Regions from separate parts of the Homo sapiens genome. Here region 1 is linked to region 2. A link is a loop called in an ENCODE intact Hi-C map of the cell type or tissue named here. Cell type or tissue: sigmoid colon. All regions are shown on one strand. Links, peaks and the distances in the headings refer to the core of each region. The heading gives the core; the rest is flanking DNA. Region 1 holds the start of LOC124905116 (a long non-coding RNA gene). Region 2 holds the start of TPTEP2-CSNK1E (TPTEP2-CSNK1E readthrough).

What was found. A loop is a pair of places that touch in the nucleus more often than their neighbours do. Peaks named below come from ENCODE experiments on the same cell type or tissue, not always from the same donor. Only the 100,000 strongest peaks of a DNase experiment are listed, where the experiment ranks them.
Region 1: a loop joins it to region 2, with 2.6 times the contacts of the local background. A loop is called at or near these places in 4 of 110 quality-filtered maps.

Annotation. Positions count from the first base shown.
Region 1 is chr22:38,458,945-38,466,966 of GRCh38, reverse strand. It overlaps LOC124905116 (a long non-coding RNA gene), which reads left to right and starts at 5,299. Exons shown (of 2, transcript XR_007068096.1): 1 at 5,299-5,480. RefSeq lists enhancers at 1,062-1,563, 2,990-3,489, 5,060-5,560. In sigmoid colon, for the core only: no CTCF peak of the experiment used is centred there; a DNase peak (open chromatin) is centred at 5,286; H3K4me3 peaks cover 707 bases; H3K27me3 peaks cover 4,493 bases.
Region 2 is chr22:38,389,975-38,406,804 of GRCh38, reverse strand. TPTEP2-CSNK1E (TPTEP2-CSNK1E readthrough) reads left to right here and starts at 7,890. Exons shown (of 15, transcript NM_001289912.2): 1 at 7,890-8,367. It also overlaps the pseudogene TPTEP2. RefSeq lists a cis regulatory region at 2,479-2,665, enhancers at 2,292-2,791, 2,792-3,293, 8,378-9,161 and a silencer at 7,833-8,112. In sigmoid colon, for the core only: no CTCF peak of the experiment used is centred there; DNase peaks (open chromatin) are centred at 7,864, 8,304, 8,525 and 9,420; H3K4me3 peaks cover 2,850 bases; H3K27ac peaks cover 1,954 bases.

The DNA of each region.
Region 1 (8,022 bases), core at 2,660-7,659, 63 kb before region 2:
ATTACAGGCATAAGCCACTATGGCCAGCCTCTTTTCTGTGATAAAAATCTGTCACTTCAGTGGTCAAGACCCTTCTATGGCTCCCTATGCCCCCTACTTTCCCTACTTTTCCTCCCAGGGAAAGGCAGTCCTTTTTTTTTTGAGACAGAGTCTCGCTCTGTGGCCCAGGCTGGGGTGCAGTGGCACAATCTCTGCTCACTGCAATCTCTGCCTCCCTGGTTCAGGCGATTCTCATGCCTCAGCCTCCCAAGTAGCTGGGATTACAGGCGCCCGCCACCACGCCAGGCTAATTTTTGTATTCTTAGTAGAGATGGGGTTTCACCATGTTGGCCAGGCTGGTCTCGAACTCCTGACCTCAGATGATTTGCCTGCCTCAGCCTCCCAAAGTGCGGGGATTACAGGCGTGAACCACCGCGCCCAGCCAAGGCAGTCCTTTGAGACCCCAAACGCAGTCCAAAGACCAGCAGCATTGCTACCGCTTGTTGGGAATGCAGAATCTCAGCCCCTCCCCAGGCATTCCCGGGTGAATCAGACTCCGATGTGCACACGAATCCCCTGGGGATCGTGTTTAACTGTAAAGTTCCAAAGGCACTCATCTAAACAGCACTGTGAGGAAGCAGTGGCCTCATTCTCATTTCACACATGGGGAAAGCGAGGCAGGGAGGCTAAATAACTTGCTTGAGGTCACACAGACACCAAGCAGTCCTGTAGCCCAGATTCCAACACACGGTCTACCATGAAATCATTCCCTTACACTGTGGGTTGCCATGGCAGGTGATGAGCACCCTGTCGCGAGAGGTGGGTGAGCGGCCGGTGGACGCTCATTTGTCAGAGACTCAGCAGCAGGCCCTCCTGCCCTGGCAGGGAGGTGGTGACCCCAATAGCCGTCAAGTACTGAGCATCTGGGTGCCAGGCATGGGTCAGGCCTGTTACTCAGGTTCTTTCCATCAACAGGCACGTGGTTCAGCGGCCTTCAGAGCCTCGCTTTGCAGGGGATGAACCTCGAGGTCCAGGGAGGTGAGGTGCCTAGACCAGGTCCCTCTGGGAGGAGGAGCCAGGCGCTCATCCCTGAGCTGCGGCAGGTTCCGAATGGCCCTTCTGTTCCCCGCTCCCCTCCAACCCTGCCCAGATGCCTCCTCCTCAGCCGGTGCCCAGAGAAGGCGGAGGCTATTTAAATCCCTCAGGTGTGGCTGCGGTTGTCTCTGCCCAACCAGCTGGCATTTCCTTCTCAGCGCCCACCTCCTCCCCAAGCCAGAGAAAAGCACGTGCAAGTGCCATTTGGTGAAAACATCTGTCCTCCTGGGAAGCAGCCCCCACTGTGTGTGTTGGGGGGGACGTGGGGCTGGAATGAGGCTGGATCCTCCCCTTCCCTTTATTTCCTCAAGACCACAGGGAAACTGGCCAAGGCCAGGGAGAGTCTGAGGAGGGACCGTGGTGCTGGAGGGGAAGGAACCCAAGCTGAATGGCTCCAGGGGCTAGACCTTGTCCCAGGCCTGCCACTGTGGCCTTGAGCCTGCCACGTCCCCTCTCTGGGCCTCAGCTTTCTCATCTGATAAATGGGAAAAATAAAGACAGATGTAGGCCAGTCACGGTGGTTCACACCTGTAATCCCAGCACTTTGGGAGGCAGAGGCAGGGGGATCACTTGAGGCCAGGAGTACAAGACCAGTCAAGGCAACACAGCAAGACTTGTCTCTACAAAAAATTAAGAAAACAGAAAATAAAAAAAAGATTAGCCGGGCATGGTGACAAACCTGTGGCTCCAGCTACTTGAGACGCTGAAGCAGGAGGATCGCTTGAGCCCAGGAGTTGAACGCGGCAGTGAGCTATGATTACATCACTGTATTCCAAACTAAGTGACAGAGTGAGACCTTGTCTCAAAAAGAAAAAACTAAAAAGAGGCCAGGCGCAGTGGCTCATGCCTGTAACCTCAGCACTTTGGGAGGCCAGGTGGGCAAATCTCTTGAGCCCAGGAGTTTGAGACAAACCTGGGCGACCTGGTGAAACTCTATTGCTACAAAAAAAAAAAAAAAAAAAAGACAAAAATTATGGCCAGGCACAGTGGCTCACGCCTGTAATCTCAGCACTTTGGGAGGCTGAGGTGGGCGGATCACCTGAGGTCAGGAGTTCGAGACCAGCCTGACCAATATGGTGAAACCCCGTCTCTACTAAAAATACAAAGATTAGCCGGATTAGTGGCGAGCGCCTGTAATCCAAGCTACTTGGGAGGCTGAGGCAGGAGAATCGCTTGAACCCAGGAGGCAGAGGTTGCAGTGAGCCAACACCAGGCCACTGCACTCCAGCCTGGGTGACAGAGTGAGACTCCGTCTCAAAAAAAAAAAAAAAAAAAACACACACACAAATTAGCCAGGCGTGGTAGCACGTGCCTATAGTTACAGCTTCTTGAGAGGCTGAGTTGGGAGGATCACCTGAGCCTGGGAGGTCAAGGTTGCAGTGAACTGAGATTGCGCTACTCTACTTGAAACTGGGCGTGGGTGACAGTGAGACCCTGTCTCAAAAAGAAATGAAGTATTGCAGGTGCTTAGCCATTGCTCTTTGCATCCAGTTTTCCTGATGTCCCTATGAAATGGATACTATGTCCTTATTTTACAGATGAGGAAATCGGGGCTCAAATTTGTCTCTTGCTCCCCAAGGTCAGTCACATGGCTCTCCTCTCCCCAAAGTCCTAAGGCTCTGTCCACAGTAATTAGCCCCACCTCTTTTGTGCCCACTAGGCTCCCAGGTGGAGACTTTCAAAGCTCCCCATGGAGAAAAGGGGAAACCCTTTACTCACGGAAAACATTTGGCTCTAGCCCCTGCCAGCACTCTGGCCACCTGCATGGTCATTCACGATCTGTCCCTGCTGCTGGGTGGATTCCAGCAAGTCCCTCACGTCTCTGAGCCTCAATTTCCCAACACTCAAAAATGTGCCTGCTGCAGGGGAAAGCAAAGAGGGAAATTTCCTTTAGCTCAAAGGGCAAGGACTGTTTTCTTCTCACTTAACAAAGCAAATTCTACGTTCAAAGTCAGATTTATGGAAGAGAGAATGGGGGACTTGCTCAATTATTTTTTAAAAATAGGTATATATAATCTCTCTCGCTCGCTCTCTTTTTCTGGTCCTAGCCCTTTCTTATATTTCACCACTGTTTGGAATATCCTGCAAACTGCCTCCAATTCTGTGTGGAAGGAAATAGGGGTGTAAAGTGAAAATCACTCCACTTAATTGGCTGTCTCTCACCGGGCAGGGGCCTGGAAGGAAAGCTATGTCCCGGGCTTCCGGGGCTCCCTAGAGCTTCCTCTAGGCCGCCAAGTCTTCCTCTGGCCTAGGCGAGTGGACGCTCCCCCGTGGAAGGAATGACCTCTTCCCAGGCAGCCCCTGAGGTCCCGCCCGCCCGGAGGCGCGGACGAGTCCATTTCCTAACCGAGTGCGGGGTGGGCCCAGCCTTCCTCTCCCTGCGGTTCCACCCCAGGTGTTCGGGAAGCTCTTTCCCCAGCTCAATATATTTTGAGTGACAGGAGGCAGGGGCAGCGGGCCGCATTTTACTGACACACCAAGGTTATAAACACCAAGGTTCAAAACCTCTCTTCCCGTTTTAGTTACAAACACATTTACTGAAGACCAGCTGGGCACCAGGCGCCTTGAGGGTTGAACTTAGGTGCAGCCTCCAGGGGCCTTTCTGGTGCTGTGGGAGGTGGGTGCCTGTGCACGGACTGGACCGCACAGAGGAAAAATGGCAATCACTGTCTGTTGGAGGGAGTCCCTGGGAGGACTGCTCTTAAAGAAGGCTTTAGGGCAAATGATGCTCTAGTGGGCTTTGGAGGGTGTGTAGGAGCTTGCCTCGGAGACAAAACCTTGGGGAAGAGAAGAGAGTCCCCAGTAGAAGGTACTAATTGCACAAAGGCGAGGAGATAAGACGTGGCCTGCCCCCCCGCCCCTCAGTGCCTTTTACTTGTACCATTCATTATTATTTATTATTATTATTATTTTCAGACGGAGTCTCACTCTCTCACCCAGGCTGGAGTGCAGTGGTGCGATCTCAGTTTACTGCAACCTCCACCTCCCGGGTTCAAGCGATTCTCCTGCCTCAGCCTCCGGAGTAGCTGGGATTACAGGCGCCTGCCACCACGCCCGGCTAATTTTTGGATTTTTAGTAGAGACAGGGTTTCACCATGTTGGTCAGGCGGGTCTCTTAAGTCCTTACATCAGGTGATCCACCTGCCTCGGCCTCCCAAAGTGCTGGGATTACAGGCGTGAGCCACCGCGCCCGGCCTGTAGAGGCCAAGGAAGGGAAGAAGGAAAAGATGAGCATTAAGGTTAGACAGATGAGTTAGGCCCTCAAACTCCACCACCTAAGAGCTATCTGAATTTAGACTAGCTAATCTCTCCAAGTTATAGTGTTCACATCATTAACCTGGGTATAAACCAAGTACCGACCTCATACAATAGTTATCCGGGTTAAAGTTAGCTAAATATCTAAAGCGATTTGCAAGATATAAACCACGCAATGCACGTCACCTCAGCTCCTTGCTTCCCTTCACAGGCAACTGAGGCCCAAAGAGGGTCTGCCAGAGCAGAGAGGGGCAAAAACAGACAACTCCAGGGTTTCAGATGGTGACCTCTCCCTCACTGGTTTATTCCTGAAGATGTGAGACTTCTAGGGCCTGGAAGTCTTCTGTGTCTTGATCATGGTGGTGGTAACACGAGTTTTATGAGTATGTCTGAAAAATTAATCGAGCTGTACCTTTTTTTTTCTTTTTAAGAGACAGGGTCTCGCCTTGTTGCTCAGGCTGGAGGAGGAGTGCAGTGACAGGAATGATAGCTCACTGCAGCCTCGAACTCCTGGGCTCAAGCCATTCTCCCGGCTCGGCCTCCCGAGTAGCTGGGACTACAGGTGCACGCCATTACACTGTTATTTTTTTCTAAAAGACAGGGTCTCGCTATGTTGCCCAGGCTGGTCTCGAACTCCTGGGCTCAAGTGAGCCTCCCGCCTCGGCCTCCCAAAGTGCTGGATTACAGGCGTGCGCCACCGCGCCCCGCAGAGCTGTACTTTTAAGATGTTCGCTGTACTATTTGTAAGTTACACCTCAATTAAAAAGAAAAGCATAATAACCCGGGCCGCGACGCCCCCACCCCTCGCCGCTGGCGACAGGTGTCTCTCGGTGACCAAAACGCGGCTCTCAGCGCGCGGAGTCGTGCGCCTCGCGGAGGCCCTGGCGAGGTTCCTACGGCAACCGCAAGCCGCTCGCAGCGTCTCCAGAGTGACGAGGCGCGAACGAAGACCCGGAGCCCGGATTCAGGAGTCACAGAGCGAGGCTGGAGAGAGACCGCGGCTGGCCAAACGAGGAGGGGAGAGGCTGGGCCACCCTTCGTCCTTGCGCTGGCATTCCGAGGACTTCCGGCAAACACCACTCCCCAGCCCTGACGGTGGCCACAAGCCGCTGCTTGAAAACACCCCTGGGGATTCATTCTCAGCTTTCCAGGTGGGAAGATGGAGGGCCTGGCTGCCCCCCCAGTAACTCGGGGCTCATCAGGGGCAGAGCTAGGCCCTGCACCCGGTGGCCTCCTTCCAAGTTCGTGCAGTGCAGCCAAGTGCCAGGCACTGGGGCTGGGTGCTGGCACCCCCTTGGGTTATGGGTCCAGCTCTGCTAGTAACTTACTGTGTGGTCGTGGAGTTCTCTCTCCTCTCTGAGACTCAGACATGGGGACACCTCCACCAGTATCTCAGAGTAGCTGTTACCAAGCGTGTGAAATAATGGAGTGTGAAAGCGGCTCACCAACTGGAACGTGCCTTGCGCATGCCACAGACCATCACAGTTGCCACCCAATTGCCATCTTGTCCTCTTTATCGCCCCAGCCCCTGGGGCTCAGAAATCTCTGTGCCCAGAAGTTTCAAGTCTGCGGGTGAGAGTCTACTCCACTTTCCCCTTCGAGAAGTGGGTCCAGGGCAGCTCTCCTGAGCACCAGTCATCATCTAGTCCCCAGACTTAAAGGGGTTCAGAGAGACACAACCCTTCATCCACCTGCCTGCCACCTCCTCCTTACCCTCTGCCCTGTGGTTGTAGAAGTTCCCCACTAAGTAAGGATTTCTGGAAACCCTAAGACACAGCACCCCAGACAGAGTCTACTGGGTAACACAACTGATTGCCCTTTAGATGCCACAGGCTGGGCATGTGTTTGGACAGTTGTGTGTATCTGTGAATATGTGTGTCCATGTGCTGTGAGGGTATATGTACACTGGTGTGTGTGTGTGTCCGTGTGCCTGGCATGCATATATTGGTGTACGTGTGTATTTGGGATGGGTGTGTGAATATGTGGATATAAAAGCATGTCTTTGCGGCTCCATGGTGTGTGTGTGCAGGTGGATGTTGTGTAGTTGTGGCAGACGTTTACCCGTGCATCTGATGCAGCTTTGCTGATGTGTGTGTACCCCTCGGTGGGCATGCGTGGGACTGTATTTGTGGTGTGTACAGTGGATGTGGAGAACTGTGATAACCTGTAATTGTGTATGTGTGGGAGTGTGCTGGGGGGTCTTGGGTGCGGGGGTTCTGCTCCCCCCTCTCCTATCACCTGAGTGACCTTCTTCCCTAGCTGAGGACTGTGACTGAGATCACAGGCATGCATGGGACAGCTCCTGCCCTTCCACAGACCTGTGGCTGCCCAGGTCTTGGGCCAGGGTGGGCACCAGGGGCCAGGGTGGGTGGGTGAGCCTAGGGCGAACACTCATGTGCCACCCCCTCCCTGCCTGGTCTCCTCCCCTCCCCACAGCAGGAGCAGCAGCGGGAAAGGTTGGCGGAGGGGGGCTATTTTGGGAGCGTCTCCTTAGCAACAGCTGCCACGGCCGTCTGTGGCGGTTTTTCTATAGGTGCTAAAATATTCCACCCTGGTGACTACTGAGTGCTGGGGGGTGGGCGAGGGTGGAGGTGGAGGGCAGGAGAGACCCCTACAGTCCTCTGTCCCCAGGGCACAGCCTGCTGGGATGGGTTCTGGGCCTCTGGCCCCCCAGTGTCCCTTTAATCACCTCTGGACCTCACCCCCTGGAAGCTCCTGGGACTTTAGAGCTCCGAGGCAGGCCAGCTGTGTCCTGATCTGATTTCTAATCTAAGTATCTGGGCTACCTCAGTTTGCCTCATCTGCAGAATGGGCTGGCTGGACCTTTTTTTTTTTTTTTTTTTTTTTTTTTGAGATGGAGTCTTGCTCTGTAGCCCAGGCTGGAGTGCAGTGGCGCGATCTCAGCTCACTGCAACCTCTGCCTCCCGGGTTCAAGTGATTCTCCTGCCTTCGCCTCCCGAGTAGCTTGGATTACAGATGCGCACCACAGTGCCTGGCTAATTTTTGTATTTTTAGTAGAGTCGAGGTTTCACCATGTTAGCCAGGCTGGCCTCAAACACCTGACCTCAAGTGATCTGCCCGCCTCGGCCTCACAAAGTGCTGGGATTACAGGCGTGAGCCACCGCGCCCGGCCCTGGCTGAACTTTAAGACACTCTCTAGGACAAAAACCTCTGGCCTCTGTGACTCTAGCATTTTGAAGTGGCCTTTTCCGTCTCCTCCCCAGCTGTCCACCTGCCTGGCCCAAGTTGCCCTCCCTTCCACTCCTCTCAGCCCTCTACACAGGCTCTCAGGGCCCCTGTAGGACCCAGGAGGTGTGAGCAGGACCCCACAGTAAATCGGTTAGTGAGTGCTCTGCTAGCCTGGAATGACCTTTCCCCAGAAAGTGGAAGTTGAGCCTGGTTCAAATCCTGGCCCAGACAGTTGCTTACTGCCTGACCCCAGACAAGCCACTTCCCCTCTCTGTGTGTCAGTTCAGAGTCCTCACCTGTGAGGTAAAGACAGGCATAGCCCGTACCCCACGGAGATCTTGTGAGGATCAAAGGAGAGAATGGAGAATGGAGATGGCCAGGACGTTTTACCAAAGTGTATGGTGGACAGAGGTTTTACAAGCATTCTCCTCCAAACTTCAGAGCGAACCTCCTTCCTCCAGACCATTGTTCCTGGCCACACCGGCCCTGCCACTCATGGCATTA
Region 2 (16,830 bases), core at 5,256-10,255:
GGGAGTATGAACTGGTTCAATCTCCTGCAAAAATAGTTTAGCCTTGCCTAATAAAGTTGAACATGTTGCACACACAATAATTGAGCAATTCTCATCTTACACTTATTACTTAAGGAACATATATGTGGCTAATAGTAAGAAAAAAGAGAAATACAGCTGGGCATGGTGGCTCACACCTATAATCCCAGCACTTTGAGAGGCTGAGGCGGGTGGATCACCTGAGATCAGGAGTTGGAGACCAGCCTGACCAACATGGTGAAACCCTATCTCTACTAAAAATACAAAAAATTAGCCAGGCGTGGTGGCGGGCACCTGTATTCCCAGCTACTTGGGAGGCTGAGGCAGGAGAATTGCTTGAACCCGGGAGGCGGAGGTTGCAGTGAGCTGAGATCACGCCATTGCACTCCAGTCTGGGCAACAAGAATGAAATTCTGTCTCAGAAATAAATAGAGAGAAAAGAGGAGGTGCAGGCATAGAGACATACAGGGGTATAATTCAGGTGTTAGCAGTTTTTATGGGTGATGAGTACATGGTATCTCTATTTTTTTAAAATTGTATGTCTTTTGCATGTATATCTTACAATAAAAATTATGTCTATATATTTGAATATATCATGTCTGTAGGTCAATAGTTCTGGAAGGAGACCCCAGACTGTTCACTGTGGCTCTTCCTAGAAAGTGTTATTGGGAGGCCGGACGCGGTGGCTCACGCCTGTCATCCCAGCACTTAGGAAGGCCAAGGTGGACGGATCACGAGATCAGGAGTTTGAGACCAGCCTGACCAACATGGTGAAACCCCATCTCTACTAAAAATACAAAAATTAGCCAGGGGTGGTGGCGGGTGCCTGTAATCTCAGCTACTCAGGAGGCTGAGAGAGGAGAATCGCTTGAACCCAGGAGGCGGAGTTTGCAGAGAACCGAGATCGTGCCATTGCACTCCAGCCTGGGCCACAGAACAAGACTCTGTCTCAAAAAAAAAAAAAAAAAAGTGTTATTGGGGGACAGGTGCATTCAAGGAGGAGACTTATATTTTACCCAAATATTCCTGGATGGTTTTAGTGTTGTGTTTTTTTTGTTTTTGTTTTTGTTTTTTTATAGACAGAATCTAGCTCTGTCACGCAGGCTGGAGTGCAGTGGCGGGATCTCGGCTCACTGCAAGCTCCGCCTCCTGGGTTCACACCATTCTCCTGCCTCAGCCTCCCGTGTAGCTGGGACTACAGGCACCCACCGCCACGCCCGGATAATTTTTTGTATTTTTTTAGTAGAGACGGGATTTCACCGTGTTAGCCAGGATGGTCTTGATCTCCTGACCTCGTGATCCACCCGCCTCGGCCTCCCAGAGTGCTGGGATTACAGGCGTGAGCCACCGCACCCAGCGGTTTTAATGTTTTTACAGTAAGTGCATATGACTTGCATAATTTCAAAGACCTAATTACAGCAAGTGAAGCAAAACAAAACCCAAATAACATTCACTTGAGATGAGCGAAAATGCCACGGGGCCATTTGCAGAGGCAGGCTGGTGGGATGGAAAGAGCCGCCACTTTCTGGCAAGTGATGGGACCTTCCTGAGGCTCAGTTTCTTCATCTGTAAAATGGGCCCAGTGGAGTCCTGTCTCACAGAGTCCCTGGAGGATTAGGGAGAATGAGATGGGCAAGGGGCCTGCCTTAGCCCTGGGTGCTCAGTGGATGTTTAGGAGGACACAGAAGCACTGAAAAGAGGGGGACCGGGCCGGATGCAGTGGCTCACGCCTGTAATCCCAACACTTTGGGAGGCCAAGGCAGGCGGATCACCTGAGTTCAGGAGTTCAAGACCAGCCTGGTCAACGTGGCGAAACCCCGTCACTACTAAAAATACGAATTAGCCAGGCATGGTGGCACGTGCCTGTAATCCCAGATACTCCGGAGGCTGAGGCAGGAGGATCCTTTGAACCCGGGAGGTGGAGGTTGCAGTGAGCCGAGACTGCACTACTGCACTCTAGCCTAGGCAACAAGAATGAAACTCCATCTCAAAAAAAAAAAAAAAAAAGAGGGGACCAGTGTTTTGGGAGTTCAGAAGAGGGGCTAAAGATTATGAGACTGGGCTGGGCATGGTATCTCACTCCTGTAATCCAGCACTTTGGGAGGCCAAGGCGGGCAGATCACTTGAGTCCAGGAGTTTGAGACCAGCCTCAGCAACATAGCGAAACCTTGCTTCTACAAAAAATACAAAAATTAGCCAGGTGTGGTGGCGAGGGCCTGTCGTCCCAGCTATTTGGGAGGCTGAGGTGGGACGATCGCTTGAGCCCTGGAGGCAGAGGTTACAGTGAACTGAGATCACACCACTACACTGTAACCTGCACAACAGAGTGAGACCCTGTCTCAAAAACAAAGCAAAACAAACAAAAAAAAAAAACGAGTGTGGGACTGAGAACAGGCTTTCGGCTCTGGGGTGGGGGAGGTGATGTGTGTGTGCCAGGCCTTGGGGGACTAGGAGAAAGTGGAGATGGGGTCAAAGGATGACATATTTGACTGGGGCTAGGAGGTGAGAAGGACGGGGTTAGTCCAGGCCAGCCAGGTCTGGGCGGGGGCAGTGCTAGGGGAGGGCGGGAGGGAAGAAGCTTTGCTCAGCACCCAGCAGAAGTGAGGATAAGGACTAACAGGCTTTATTTGGAACCAGGGAAGTCATGCAAATATATGCAAAAGATCATGCAAATGAGCCTGGCTGGGTGGCCGGTGGGAAGAGGACCCAGCTGGCGATTTTGTTCCTAAGTGTGGTCCAGGGCCACCTGTGACAGAATCACCCAGGAGCTCATCCTGGCCCCTGCCACCCATAGCCCTGCTGCTTCCTCCCTTTGGGGCTGCAGCCCAGGAGTCCACATGCCCAGGGAGCTCCCGGGTGACGACTGACTTCCGCATTCATTCATGGACCTGCGCGTGGTGACGCATTATAATGATACCACATTATAATATGTAACACAGACATTCAAGCAGAAAAGTATGTCTCCCTCCCACCCCCATTCCCAGACACAACCCCCGGTGCCAATTCCTTGTGTGTCCTTTTTTTTTTTTTTTTTTTGAGACAGAGTCTCACTCTGTTGCTCAGGCTGGAGTGCAGTGGCGTGATCTTGGCTCTCTGCAGCCTCCGCCTCCCAGGTTCAAACAATTCTCCTGCCTCAGCCTCCTGAGTAAATGGGCTAACAGGCGTGCACCACCATGCCCGGCTATTTTTTGTATTTTTAGTAGAGACGGTTTTCGCCATGTTGGCCAGGATGGTCTCCAACTCCTGACCTCAGGTGATCTGCCCGCCTTGGCCTCCCAAAATGCTGGGATTACAGGTATGAGCCACCGTGCCTGGTCCCTTGTGTGTCCTTCTGGAAGCTACTCTATACATTCCCAGGTGATTCCGCCTCCAACTGTTCAGATCCACTGCATCTTTGCATCTTAGGGCGATGCCTCTGGGTCACTCTGAAACTGAACTGTCACCCTTACATGTCTTTATTCACTTACTCAAAATTCCTGAGGAGGCTGCTGAATGCAGGGCCCATGCCAGGCACAGGGGAGACTCCGCTCTGCCCTCAGGAGCTCGCAGGAGATGGGGAGCCATTCATTTACAAAAGGCAGCAGCCCAGTGGTTAGAGCCCCAGCTCTGCAGTCAAGATGCTGGGTTCGGCAAGACCTCTCCTTCCCTGAGGGTAGTAATGGTACTTGCATCTCAGGGCAGCAACGTCATGGGCAAGAGGCTCATGCAAGCGTGAGAGCAGAGCAGTGTCTTTAATAAATGCTGCTTTCCTTCCAGAAAACAAGACTTTGCCTAGAGCAGATGCAATGGGGTCAGGGAGGCTTTTTGAACATTCGCTGGCCAGGCTTGGGGCCAATCGGTATGAGCTGCTGGTGGCAATCAGGGCTTCTCTCTCTTTTCTTTTTTCTTTTCTTTTCTTTTTTTTTCTTTCCTTCCTTTCTTCCTTCCTTCCTTCCTTCTTTTCTTTCTTCTCTCTTTCTTTCCTTCCTTCCTTCTTTTCTTTTCTTTTTTTCACCCAGGCTGGAGTGCAGTGGCATGATCTCAGCTCACTGCAACCTCCGCCTCCCAGGTTCAAGCGATTCTCCTGCCTCAGCTTCCCGAGTAGCTGGGACTATAGGCAAGCACCACCACACCCAGCTAATTTTTGTATTTTTAGTAGAGATGTGGTTTCACCATGTTGGCCAGGATGGTCTTGATCTCTTGACCTCGTGATCTGCCCACCTCGGCCTCCCAAAGTGCTGGGATTACAGGCTCGAGCCACCGCGCCCGGCTGGGCTTGTTTTCTTGTCCCATTCTCAGGCAGAGCTCTCTCTGGCTACGGTTCCAGTGCTGTGGGGCCTGGATGGGCAGCTGTGACAACAGAAGGTCCACAGCCCTTGGCCTGTGTTCAGGGGCCCCGGGGCCAGGGGGAGCCCGGCAGTCTCTCCTGTGCTCATTCTGAGTCTCTCTGAATCAGCCCTTACCTTCAAGGCCTGCCTCCTCCAGGCAGCCTTCCTAACTGCTTCAGCCAGAAGGGGAAGGGGAGGACATGCTCACCACCCGCCGGGCTTACTAAATACCTGCTGCTGGGTCCAGCGCTATGACATTAAAATAAATAAATAAATAAAAAATAAAAATAAACTCTAGTTTAATCCTTCCAACCCTTATGGAAGGAGGCATTTCACACCCACAGGTGCGGCAACTGAGCCTCAGAAAGGTGAAGAGACTTGCCCAAGGCCGCCCAAAGAATCAGCCTCCATGTGGGCTCTAAGTCTGCCCTGTTCCTGTCTTTGGGACTCCCGCCCGGAGAGCCCGAGCCCCTCAGCAGCAAAGTCCCAGGGACTGTGGAGGGACTGGGATAGCTGGACTCCTGTCGGCAGGGATGCTCATCACTGGGTGACCTTGGTGACATGGCCCGCTCTCCTTCCTCCCTGGAACTCGATGATCTCATCTATCAAATAGTGCCTGGCCTGCGACCCAGGGAAGCTGGGAGCATGTCTTGTCTATACCTCCAGTCCCTCTGGGCCCCTCTCCCAGCCTCCACACACTTCTCCAGCTCAGAGGGTGCCAAACAAGCTCAGCACCCCCTGCTGCTCCCCACCAGGCCCCTTCCAGTCCCACAGTCCCCCATTTCCTGGGCCAGAGTCCTGAGCAAACCCTTGGAGTCTTCCTTTTCTTGCCCCCACATGCAGTCACCAGGTCCTTTAGCTTCTCCCAACAAAGGGCCCCAGCTGGCATCTGTCTCCACCAAGCTTTGGGCTCCCCACAGGTGGGCTCAGGTTGACTCAGCTCAGAGAAAGTTAACTGCGGGACAGGTGCACAGCTCAGCAGCAGGAGGTGGCAGAAGGTGCTGACCCTCCTCGTCAGCTCTGCCTGAGCTGTTTGGACAATTGTGAAAAATGAGGTGTAGCTGATGTTTGCTGCATTGAACCAAGGTGAAGTGGGGCTTTTCTGCCCCTTCTCCAAGTACCATGTGCAGAGCTTCTCTTTTGGTTCCATTCTTTGTTTTTTTTGCTGGCATCTAGTAGCACCTGACTCCTTTAGAGATGGCCTAGGAAGGGAGTGATGGCAAAGCTGGATTTCTTGTGGGTGGAGCTAAGCATAGGAAGACCAACGTTCGATTTTCAATTTTCACTTCATGCAGTTATGAGTTTCTAGCTTTTATTACAAAACCAAATGTTTGCAGTGTTCTCCTGTTACTTTTGGAGTTTCCATATTTTAATTGTTTGAACTATACATGCTTTCCAAATAAATGGGAGGTATGAGTCTCACATTCTAAGGGAAGAATGTGTCTCAGGGAAGCCCTCCCGGACGAATTCAGATCCCTCTATGTTCTTCTGAAAACACAGTATGTATTTGCAACCCAGCAGTCAGTCACTGGCAGAATTTTGCAACGATTTCCCAGTTTCGTTGGCACGACTCCAGGACAAGGTTCTTTGTAATTCTTTGCTCAAACATAAGGAGGATCACATATAAATAAAACTCTTAGCGGATAGATCAGTGAATATAATCATCTTTCAATTTTAAAAGCTACAACATAATAAGGCACTTTTTTTTTTTTGAGGGAGGCAGCGAAACAGTAACAAATCATGATGCTATAATGTGAACAAAGTGGTAGCTTTGGAGGGCACAGGGGGAAAACAAGCACAACCGTTTTTGCTCAGAAAATAATTCAGTAGCAACAAGGTCTGAGAGCCAGGAATCTCCTTGTTCTTACTGAAACGATTATTTGTCAAAATATTTGATTGTTTCCCTATTCCCCCTGAAAAGTTTGGACTTTTCTTTTTGCTCGATTTTGACACTGGAATTTTTAACTGTCAGTGCTATTGTGTTTACAGCATTCAAGTTCTCAGAGTTCAAAGGTTATCCATTAACATGTAGAATGAGGCTACACTTAAAGGCTCAACCTGGTTGCACTTGTTCATAGTTTCTTTGTTGTGTAGCAAGGCTCATAGTCATTTGTTTTCATAAAGTTAAATGAAGTTTCTTGTTTATGAAGTGTTTTTGGACTGTGTTTTAGAATGTGACAATAAGATTAAAAAATATATTTTAAAGATAGGTATTCATCTTTTGTCAGAAAAGGACTCCTAATACTAAAAGTGATCAATATCAGTGGACTTGAGTGAAAAAAAATTCACCCAATTTAGTTTTTTAGTGCTGGCCTAAGAATCTACCGGCACTGCTAATTAATTGTGAGTAATTGATTGGCTTCCTTTTTAAAAAAGACTAACCAGACCATATGGGGGGTTAGTAGTTATATATAAAATGACAGCAAAACATGACACTTGGCAAATTCTTCCCCTTTGCTGAGCTGTCTTCTCAAATTCCTTTTCCTATTTATTAAGATTGCATTGCTCACCAGCTCCGGATCGTTTCTGTAGTGCGTTCTTTCTTTTGATTTAGGAAATAGATATTTTAAATGCTTTTCTTGATGTGTTTTAAAGTTTTTTCATTTTGGATATGCCGAAGGCCAGTAAAAAAACAAATATTTGGCTATTTTGTTGGTAGCGACTTGCATAGATCCATTTCACATTTGCATTAGTTTGCATTTTGGGGTAGAAAAATTGTGGATATGTTTGTTATGTCTGTGGTTCCTCGAGGCTTACTTAAAATGGGGAAATATCACAGGCCTTAGGAATCAGGATTTTTTTTGTCCTTTTTTTCAGTAAGAAAAAAAAAACAGTTGGGAAACGATTTAAATGAGTTGTGCGTAGGGAGGAGGGGAAAGGGTAGCGGTTTTTTGTTTTTTTTTGTCCCCGGTTTCCTCCAAATGGATTTCTATCAAAACCAAGTAGATTCTTGGAACCTAGTCTAAGTTTAGAAATCTCAAGTTAGAATAGCGCAAGCCCAGTCCTTTCAGAAAAAAAAAAATCAGAACAATTAAATAGCTTTCTGAAGATACTCATTTAAAAACTTTATCTTCTCGACCTTCCTCACGCTTGAAGAAAATCTGAGGTGTTTTTCGCGCACAGCTGCCTTCTAACCCGCGAGCAACGGCGTTAAGGTTTTGTTTGTAATTCGGGGTGACCCAGGAGTTCGGGCCGCGGGCCCCTCCCCTCGCCCGGGCACACCTTGCAGAGGAGGGGGCGGCGGGGACGGGACCCGGGTCTGCGCCTGCGCACACCCTCGCGGCCCCCCCCGCCCCCCCCGCCGGGTACCTGTCACGGCTACCGCCGCGGCGCTCGCCCGCCACGTTAAATCGGATGGCGGGAGTAGGGGTATGGGGCGGGGGGCGCGGGGAGGGTGGCACGGCGCGTGCGTGCGCGGGAGTCGCCGAGCGATAACTGGGAGTGCGCGCGCTCGCCGCTCGCTCGCGTCCCGGAGGCGGAGTCTGTGGCGGGGGGCGGAGCGGGGGCGGGCCTATGCTAGTCACGTGGGCGCGGGGGCGGGGTGGGGCGGGGCGGGGCGTCTCCGAGCGGCGGGCCGAGGGAGGGCGCAGCAGCTGCTCCCTGAACACTTTCTGACCCAACAGTCCCCCAGCGCCGGACGCGCCGCGCCCTGGCGGCTCTAGGGACCCCCCCCGCGCCTGCACTTAGCCCCGCGCCCGAGGTGAGCCCGGCCCCTAAATCCTCCGGGCGGGGGTGGGGGTGCGGGACGCTCCTTTTTTGTTGGGGGTCTTGGAGGCGCGAAGGCACTAGGCGCCTCGGCAGATGGCTGCACCCCTCGCTTGCGGCTCCCCGTGTCTTTTGGGGGGCCGGGTGCGGGCGCGGAATCCGGGAGGTGTCCGCACAAAAGGCCGAGAAAACTGCGCGAGGCCTCCCTCCCTCCGCCCTCCCCGCCCCCTCCCCTCCGCGCCCGCTCCTCCTCTTTCAAACCCGGCCGGCCCGAGTGGAGTCAGCTCAGTCCCGGCAGCCGCCGCGCGAGGAAATGGCCGAGGGGCCGGAGCCACAGGTAAAGGGGGGCGCCCCCCGCCCGCGCCAGCCGGGGCGCCCGCCTGGTCCTGCGGAGGCTCCCGCGCCGCCCCCGAGGCGCCCGGCTCTCGTTGTCTTGTCCCCCCCCAGGATGACCTCAGTTCCCCGTCTCAGCTTTCTAGCTGCTCTTTCTAGGGCGCCCCCTCCCCAGCCGGCTCCTGCGCTTCCGCTGGCGGGAAGGTGCGGGCGATCCCGGGCTGCATCCGCTCTTGGCCGTCACACTCACGCCGCACGATTCAGAAGGGCTTGGGGTGCGGGGTTCCCTGAATCTCCGCCGGGAGCGGGGGTCCGGGGGTCTGCGGGGGTGGGCGGTGGGGGGCTGTTCCGAAAAGTTGGGTCGCCCCGCGGGGCGGGTCTCCCAATTTGCCCAGTCGGCCCTTGGGGCGCGGGCGGAGGGGGGACGTTGGCGTAGGGTCCCCCGCGATACCCCGGGAAGGGCCGGGGGAAGTTGGAAATGGCCAAAACAATGCGTCGGGACAGGCTTCCCCCGTAAACAATGGCCGGGACGGTCCACACGGGCCAGGCGGAGGGCGCGTCTAAGGGACCGCGGGAGGGGCTGGGCCTCTCCGCGGACCCCGAGGTGCGCCGGGTGACTCCCTCGGGTGCCCAAAAATCTGTCCCCGGGAGTCCTGGGGCGCCTGCTTATCCCTGAGCAGGGATGCACGGGGCTGCGTTTCCTGGATGTGTGCGATAAGGTGGCTTTTTTTTCCCTCCTCTAATTTTAAAGATTTTTCTTAAGTCTTAATGTTCTATAAACACTTAAAGAATATCTTTACAACTCAATTGTAGTGGAACACCCAAAGGCAGCTGGAAGCAGAACTGGGAACTCTAAAGGGCAGGAAGGATTGAAATGCTAGCCCAAAAGTGCTGCTGCTTTTTTTTTTTTTCTTTTCTTTTTTTAAAGGGAAGTTTCTGCCAGGAGGTGCCAAGTGGTGAAACCGCTCAGTTTCAGGCACAGCCCTCTTGTCTCTCGATTTGGCCCCGACTGCGAGCCGGACGGGATGGTGGAGGGGCGGAGGGCGCTGCTGGGGGCCTGGGAGGCTGGATTTAGGGCTGCCTGGGCGGTACCGCCCGAGGGGCAAGACCCGACAGCGGGGCGCGCGCCGCAACGTAAGTCCCGGGGATTTGAGAAGACGTTCAGGGCCTGGGTTGGAATCCACATTTTGGGATTCTGGGTAGGGCCACCGAAGACGGGAAGGCGCATTCTTGGGCGGATGGGGTGAGCAGGCGGGGAGTTTTCCGCCAGGTTTAGTTACAGGAGCTAGAAAAGGCCACTTCTGGGACCCTGGCATCTGGGCCACCCTGAGAGCCCCAGAAACTTTTTTTTCTTTTTCTTTCCCCCCCACCCCCCAGAAAAGGATAGTCATTTCAGGTTTAAGGCTTTGGTGTATTGTTCCACTTCGAAATTCCTTGAGCCTCAGTTTATCTTCCTGAATCAGCCTATGGTGCTTGCAGCGGAGAAAGTAAATGGCGGTTGCAGTGGTCCACTGGCCAGTTTGGGGGTCCTGTATAATTGGCCACTGTGTGTGTCAGGCCTCTGAGCCCAGGCCAGGCCATTGCTCACACAAAGCTTGTTTGGTGGTCTCTTCACACGGACGTGTATGAAATTTGGTGCCGTGACCCCAACCCTTAAGAAGGTTGTTTGTAATTCTCCCCACCCTTGAGAATGTACTTTGTGAGATCCACCCCTGCCCACCAGAGAACAACCCCCTTTGACTGTAATTTTCCATTACCTTCCCAAATCCTATAAAATGGCCCCACCCCATCTCCCTTTGCTGACTCTTTTCGGACTCAGCCCGCCTGCACCCAGGTGAAATAAACAGCCATGTTGCTCACACAAAGCCTGTTTGGTGGTCTCTTCACACGGACGCATATGAAAGTGTGTCCTACAGCGTAGCTAGGTTTCTTAGTTTTCTAGATCGTTTGGAAGCATTAAGCTGTATGTTTTAAGAAGCCTAGGTCTGATTTAGTTCAGATTGATTCAATAATGTCTTCATCGCTTTTGAGTTGGTTGAATGACTTGACATGAGATTAAGCTCAACAAAAGAAAAGGTGAGGTAGCAACAGCTGCCGTCCAGGCCTGGCCACTAGGTAGGGGTCTTAGGAGGCCTTTTACCTTCTCTTTTGTATATGTCAAGAGGGACATTTACAATGTTCTTATTTTACTGTACTTCTTTCCCCTGAAGTGGATGTTCTTTCTTGATTGATATCAAACAAGACTTAAAATGCTAAGTTTTATGATACTTAGACAATGAGTAATAGATGTAGTTTCTAAAAGCCTTTATGTGTCTGCAGTGACAAGTGCAGAGGAATAACCTCATTGCTTTTTGTCTGAAAATATAACAGGCAAGCCACTAGTTTGTGCTTACTTAATGTGTGCTAAGAACTTTTAAGGTATGTCCTTAATGGTAGATAACTTTTTTCCTTCTGAGAAGTCATATTTATTTTAGATATTGTTTTGTTCAATATTCTGGAGACTAATAGTGTTTCATTTTGTTTCTTAACCCTGATGTTGCTGCCATTTTTAATCGGTTATATTTAAATTCAAGAGGCCGTAAGTTATTTAAAATACAGTTGTCAGTAGTTACAAGGCAGATTTATCATTTATTTTAATTGTTAGAATAGGATTAATAATCTGTTTGGAATTTTAATTATTTGGCATGATGAGGAAAGCTAGTCCTTTAGAATTGTCTTTATTTGCCTACAGAAGGAGGAAGTAGAGGACAAGATACGACTTTTATTGGTGAAGGACACACACTTTTTTCTTTAGTGTCCCACTCTTTTAATCCTTTTGTCTTCACATTTTTCTAACGCTTTGCAGTTTGACCTTTGCTGTTTTTTAATAACTTGTGAGATCGAAGTTTAGCAGTTGTGTTGGGTTCCTATTCCCTTTCACTTCTTACTCAAAAAAAGGAACTAATACACCACTTAGAAAAAATTTGTAGAAAACTTTTCTCCCCTTTACCCTGAGGAATCTATTTTGGTAACAGGTCAAAATTTTTTTCCACGTAGTAGGGGAGGAAGGAGGAGCAGTGAAGGTTTTGACTTTGACTGCCTTTACTTTTTTAAGGTGGGGGTAGATTTGCATTTTCTTTGTGAGCCTCCATTTTTGGCAGGAAAAGTTCAGGGAGGAGTAGGAGCCCCTAATCCCCTTCCAGTGGACTTGTTTTGGAGGAAATCTGAAAATAAGACTTAATCATCAAGTCACTTATAGACTGATGAAATAATTAAGGAATATAATGGCCTGGCAATGACTAAGTCGTTCTATCTCCTCATTGCAGGTACATGCTTATCACTTTTTTCTCTCTTAACAACGTTTATTATGAAATGGCATGTTTTCGCCACAGCAGGGTAGCCATTTCCCAACCCTGGAGCACTCTTAATTCTGAGATGCCTGATTAGAGCCTCAGGGGTCCCAAAAGATGTGCTGTTTTCCCACTTTATAAAATTACATTCTTTTCTCACAGTTGTCACAAACATGATATTGGTTGATAAGAACTTTGGAGTAGTTTTAATGACTCTTGACTGCCTGAAAGATGCCACTTTAAAAAAGGAGCTACTTTTAGCTGACTCTATTTGAAAGTAAATGATTGGACCCTTTTTATGTTTTATATGAAGCTTTGTTTCCATTTGCTTAAAAAAAAAAATTCAAATTGTCCCATTTCCTGTATGCCCATATGGCCTGTATGTTATAGATTTTGAGGTTGCTGGGTATGATTTGTTTTAAATGGTTCTTTCCTAATTTCCCATTTCAGTTTAATCCCTGAGCAGAATGTTTAATGAATGAATTGGGAAGGTGAAGCTGAAGGACTGAGCAATGGCTGTTTTCAAGCCTTAGAATTAGAAAGTAGGAATGAAAAACATGAGACAGTTGCATAAACTGAGTATTCCACTGATAAAATAAACGTAATAAGATTTTAAATCCAGTTCCTTCAATTGAAATCTAACAACAGAATAGTTTTTAGATTACTGGGATATTAAAAAATAAAAACCTGAAAGGTATTTACAGAACAGCTACCAACATGGAATTAAAGGAATCTCAATCTTGTTAAATATTCGAAAGAGTGAAGGGTTTGGTTACAGCATGTAAATTAAACTTGAGACAATGGCGGGTGGAGGGGTCTTGATCCGCACACCTCTTTTCCAGATTCTGCGGCGGGGAGGGGTGTTAAAATTAAAATGCACATGGAAGAAAAAAGTTTATTACACAAAGACGGCAGGAAATTTCTTGAATTCGGGTGAAGGAAGCCTGATTATTGAATATCACTTAATGGCCTCATTTTAGAGGCAGAATAAAAACTTTTCTGAAATGCTCATGTTTTTGGAGTAAGGTGAACTGGGTTATTTTTCCCCAACCAGTAATAACAGACAAATTTGCAGTGGTATCTGGGGCAAAGGTTTTTGAATTTAGACCACGAAGAGAGATAGAAATCTGACTTTAAGAAAGTGGAAGAACAGGGACCATTCTTTCCTAAAATCTGCAGCTCACGATGACATGCTCAATTATTGTACACATCTATCTTCCAGATAAATAGGGGGGAAGCCCCCGCTAGCCAGCTGCCGCCACATATTACCCTTTTATATTTAATGTTGGAATGCTTTCCATTTGAACATTTGTTGACTGACTGTTCTGAACATCTCCATTACTTCCTGCCCAGGGTATCAGCATAATTGAGTTACTGGAAATTTGGGGACAGTTTGGTAATTTTATGATAAAGTTGAGAAGTAAAATTACTAAACCTGAAAGGGCAGCTGAAGAAGTTGTATGAGAGAGTTAGTTGGATTCCTTACTTAGCCTTTGTTCTTATTAAGCTTTACAAAACTTGTTTCTGACCTCCACATGACTGTACTTCCTATAGAAAAGCTCCCCCAGACTCAGAAGCTAGGTTTTTAACAGACTCGTGTAGTGTTTCTGTATTGGTGTTCCATTATTTTCTGGTGTGTCTGGAAACCTTTGGAATTTAAAATGTAGTTAAATGGACTGGAAATGTAGACTCTAGACATTTCTTGAATCAGCATTAGGAATAATAGTTACTTTTACTTCTACCTCTATCAAATAAGGATAACATAAAGCATCTCAGTTATACTGAAGAAGTGTTTCTTTCTTTTGTAATCAATATAGAGTTTTTCTTCAGTTTATAAATCGACTGAACAATGATTGTATTATTAATTGAAAGGAGACTTTCCCCCTTGATTTTGAAAGCAAACAGGTGACTGGAAAGAGCCAGATATACAACTTTAGTATGTAGTCAGCAAAAGATAGGATGGGGAGGGGAATATTTAAATCTTGCAGAAGAATGATCTTATGCCTTAAAAGGCATTGCCTAAGCTTGTATTTAGCTAGGTTACTTGAATTGTGTTTAATTCAGAGCGCTCATTGGAAAAAGTGGTATGGTGTACTGGTCTAGTAGTGGGTATAGTTATTTGTGTGTGTATATATATATAGATAGATGTGTGTATACACACGTTCAGTGTTTTCATTGCAGAGAGTTAGTGCAGGTAAAGATAGAACAGTTTATTAACAGTTAATTAATTTGCTGAAATCTTTTTTTTTTGGTGCAGTTAGGCCTGTCAAATTTTTACAGATATTTAAGGTTGTACTGGTTAAGTAGTAGTAATAGGAGAAATGGATAGCAATGCTTAGTCTTGCTTAATTAAAGTTTTTAAAAATTCACTTTCCTTATAACTTTTTTTCAGATCAGGATGTTTTTAAAAACCACTTTGCAGATGACAGTATCTGTTAATATTGAAACTAAAACTAGTATGTTATACTTTAAGTTCTTACTAAGATCCCTTAACTGACCTTAACTGATTTAGGATGAATTCAGGCAGTTTCTAGTTAATGACACTCAAATATGCTATATGATTATATTTTTATAGTACTTTGGTCTCTAATCCTATTTAAAATTGGTAATTTATGAACAATTTCAGCAAAATGAAATTATTTCCTTTACAAGCTTCCCAAGTTGAAGAGTTTAGGTTGTAACCTTAAATATAAACTTTGAATATTCCAATCTTTTTCTTTCGCTTAACTTGGAAGCATCTTTCCACAGCTAAATTAGGAAAGTTGGGTTGACCATTTAGCCTCGTGGGTGTGACCCCTAGTAATTTCCTTGAAACAGTGTTGAAGAATTTAGAGCATTAAAAATAAAAAATAAAAAAACCTGTAGCTTTTTGATTGTTAGTAGATGGCTATGCAGAGTTTTCTCCACTTGTCAGATTAAGAAAAAATACTGTGTGTAAAAGACAGAGGAAAAACTTTCAGAGAAAATGTAAACTTCTAGCCAGGTCTTGGAGATAATTTTGTAGTTTTCAGGGTACAAATGCATTGGCCAGAGAATAGCAATTTAAGTTGAATTTTTTAATAACTCCTTATTTGGACACCTCAGTAACTTGGGAAAAAGTAGCTTTGTTAGCAGTATGACAAATTGTGTATAAATATAATTTTTCTGTGTTTTTGAGGACTTGAATACCTTATTGCTTTGTATTATGGTAGATACATATTCCATATCAACAGTGTAAGATAACCTATTAAGCAGAAGAAACAAAGAGGCTGTGCTGTTTCTAAAAGTTAACAGTTTGAGTACATCAGGATGTAAAGAAAAATATTCCCAAGTTACAGTAATTGTCAGCAAAGTGGCTGTTGTACCTAGTTAGTTGTACTTAAGCACAGATTACTGTGCTTTTTATTAAGCAGTGTATAATGTGTCCTATTTGCTAATTTCAAGATCTATAGGTAGTGGTAGAATTCATGGTAGCTTTAGTCACAAATCAGTGTGTAATTAGTGACCTAAAGAACATCACACTTCTATTCCAGCCTTTTGTAGCAGTGTGGTTCCCACTGGGTTTCAAAGATTATGCTCTGGTAAATTTTAAAAGTATCTACTGAAATAATCCCAATAGAAGTTTCTTTCAAAATATGGCTATACTCAATAGCCCACTTGCCTTAGGTGTTAGGGGGTATATGAGTTAAGTTCTGTCGTTTACCTGAGTAAAGATTTTAAAATGTTTTTAAACATTGGAAACCATTTTTGTGAAGTACTTGTCAGTAAGCTTAGCGTGTTCGTAATGCTCACTTTCTTGCAAGCTAGAAGCATTTAGATTATAGTCTTGGATTATAATATCCTCCTTTTCCCCTCCAGTTCTTTGTTGAGAAAGACAATTTACTTTAACAGCAGTGCCATCGGTTTACTGCTGCCTTCTGTGTGCAGGAGTGTGGAGAGCTGGAGGCTTCTGGGAAGGCTTGTGTTTGTGCACACACACCATTCAATTGGAATGGTGATTTGCTGTTAGTAGATTAGAATTTCTATTTTGCTGTATTCTGTTATTAACATCTTTATTGTTACAACCACTTTAACGATTACTGATGAGCGAATTGGTTTTAAGCGATGTAAACCTGGTTTAAAGTATTATTCATTGTCTTAGAGTTTAAGGAAAGTGTTTTGTCTAGTATGTTAGCAGTTTCTAAGTCAAGAGCTGAAGGCATTTGCTGTCAGAGATAGCCCTAGGATGCCCAGCATTTTTGTTTTGGAGGGTCGTAAGGAGAGTGAGTATAAATCCAAATAGTGCAGTTTTTGTTTTGCTTGTGCTGATGAACTTTATGGTGTGATTAAATATGATTTTTTTATTACGCTCTTGAAATTGTACTCTTGAAGTTGCAGAATGGCAATTAGATGGCAGTCACTGATAGCCATGTAGAAGTTTTGATGAACATGCAACTTAATTTTAATTTCTGATCAGTTACGTTTAGTGACTGTGGCCAAACATGTGCGTACTGATTCTACACGTGTGCTAATTCCGTGACGTTTATTCACCAGCTATGTGTCGCGTGCCTACTCCTGTGTCAGGCACCTTGTTCCAGGCATTGGGGGCAGCAGTGGACAAGGCAACAGAGTCTCCATCCTGAGGTGTTACTTTTAGAAAAAGACAGTTACAAGCAAACAAACAGGATGGTTTTAGATCTGGACAGAGGTTTTCAGAGGAAGTCATCCTTGAGCTGTCACAATGCTTTGGGGTTAGGGTGTGCTGGGTAGTCAGGGATGGCACATTTGGGGTGCCTAAGGATTGCTGTGGCCCTGGGAGCCTAGGACAGTTGATCACAATTGACTATTAGAGTCAGTCTCAGAAGCTTTCCTGGAGAAAGAATTGCTGCTGTTTTGCCAGGAGGGTTTCCTTCCCCATCTGACCACACAAGAAGACCCCTTGGCCTAGAATGCCTGCCCTCATCTCCAGGTCTCCCAGGCTGTTCACCCTCCCAGGCAAAGTGGAAACTTCCTCTGTCCTAAGATCGTTTCCCACTGAACCTCCTTCATTGTCCTTCACTGCAGAGAAATAATCCTACAAGGTCTTGTGTGGAGACTGATGGTAACTTCTTTAACCCAGATAATTGAGAATTGGAACCAAAACATCTGTCTGTTAATAAATATTTTCAGTAACTAAGTTA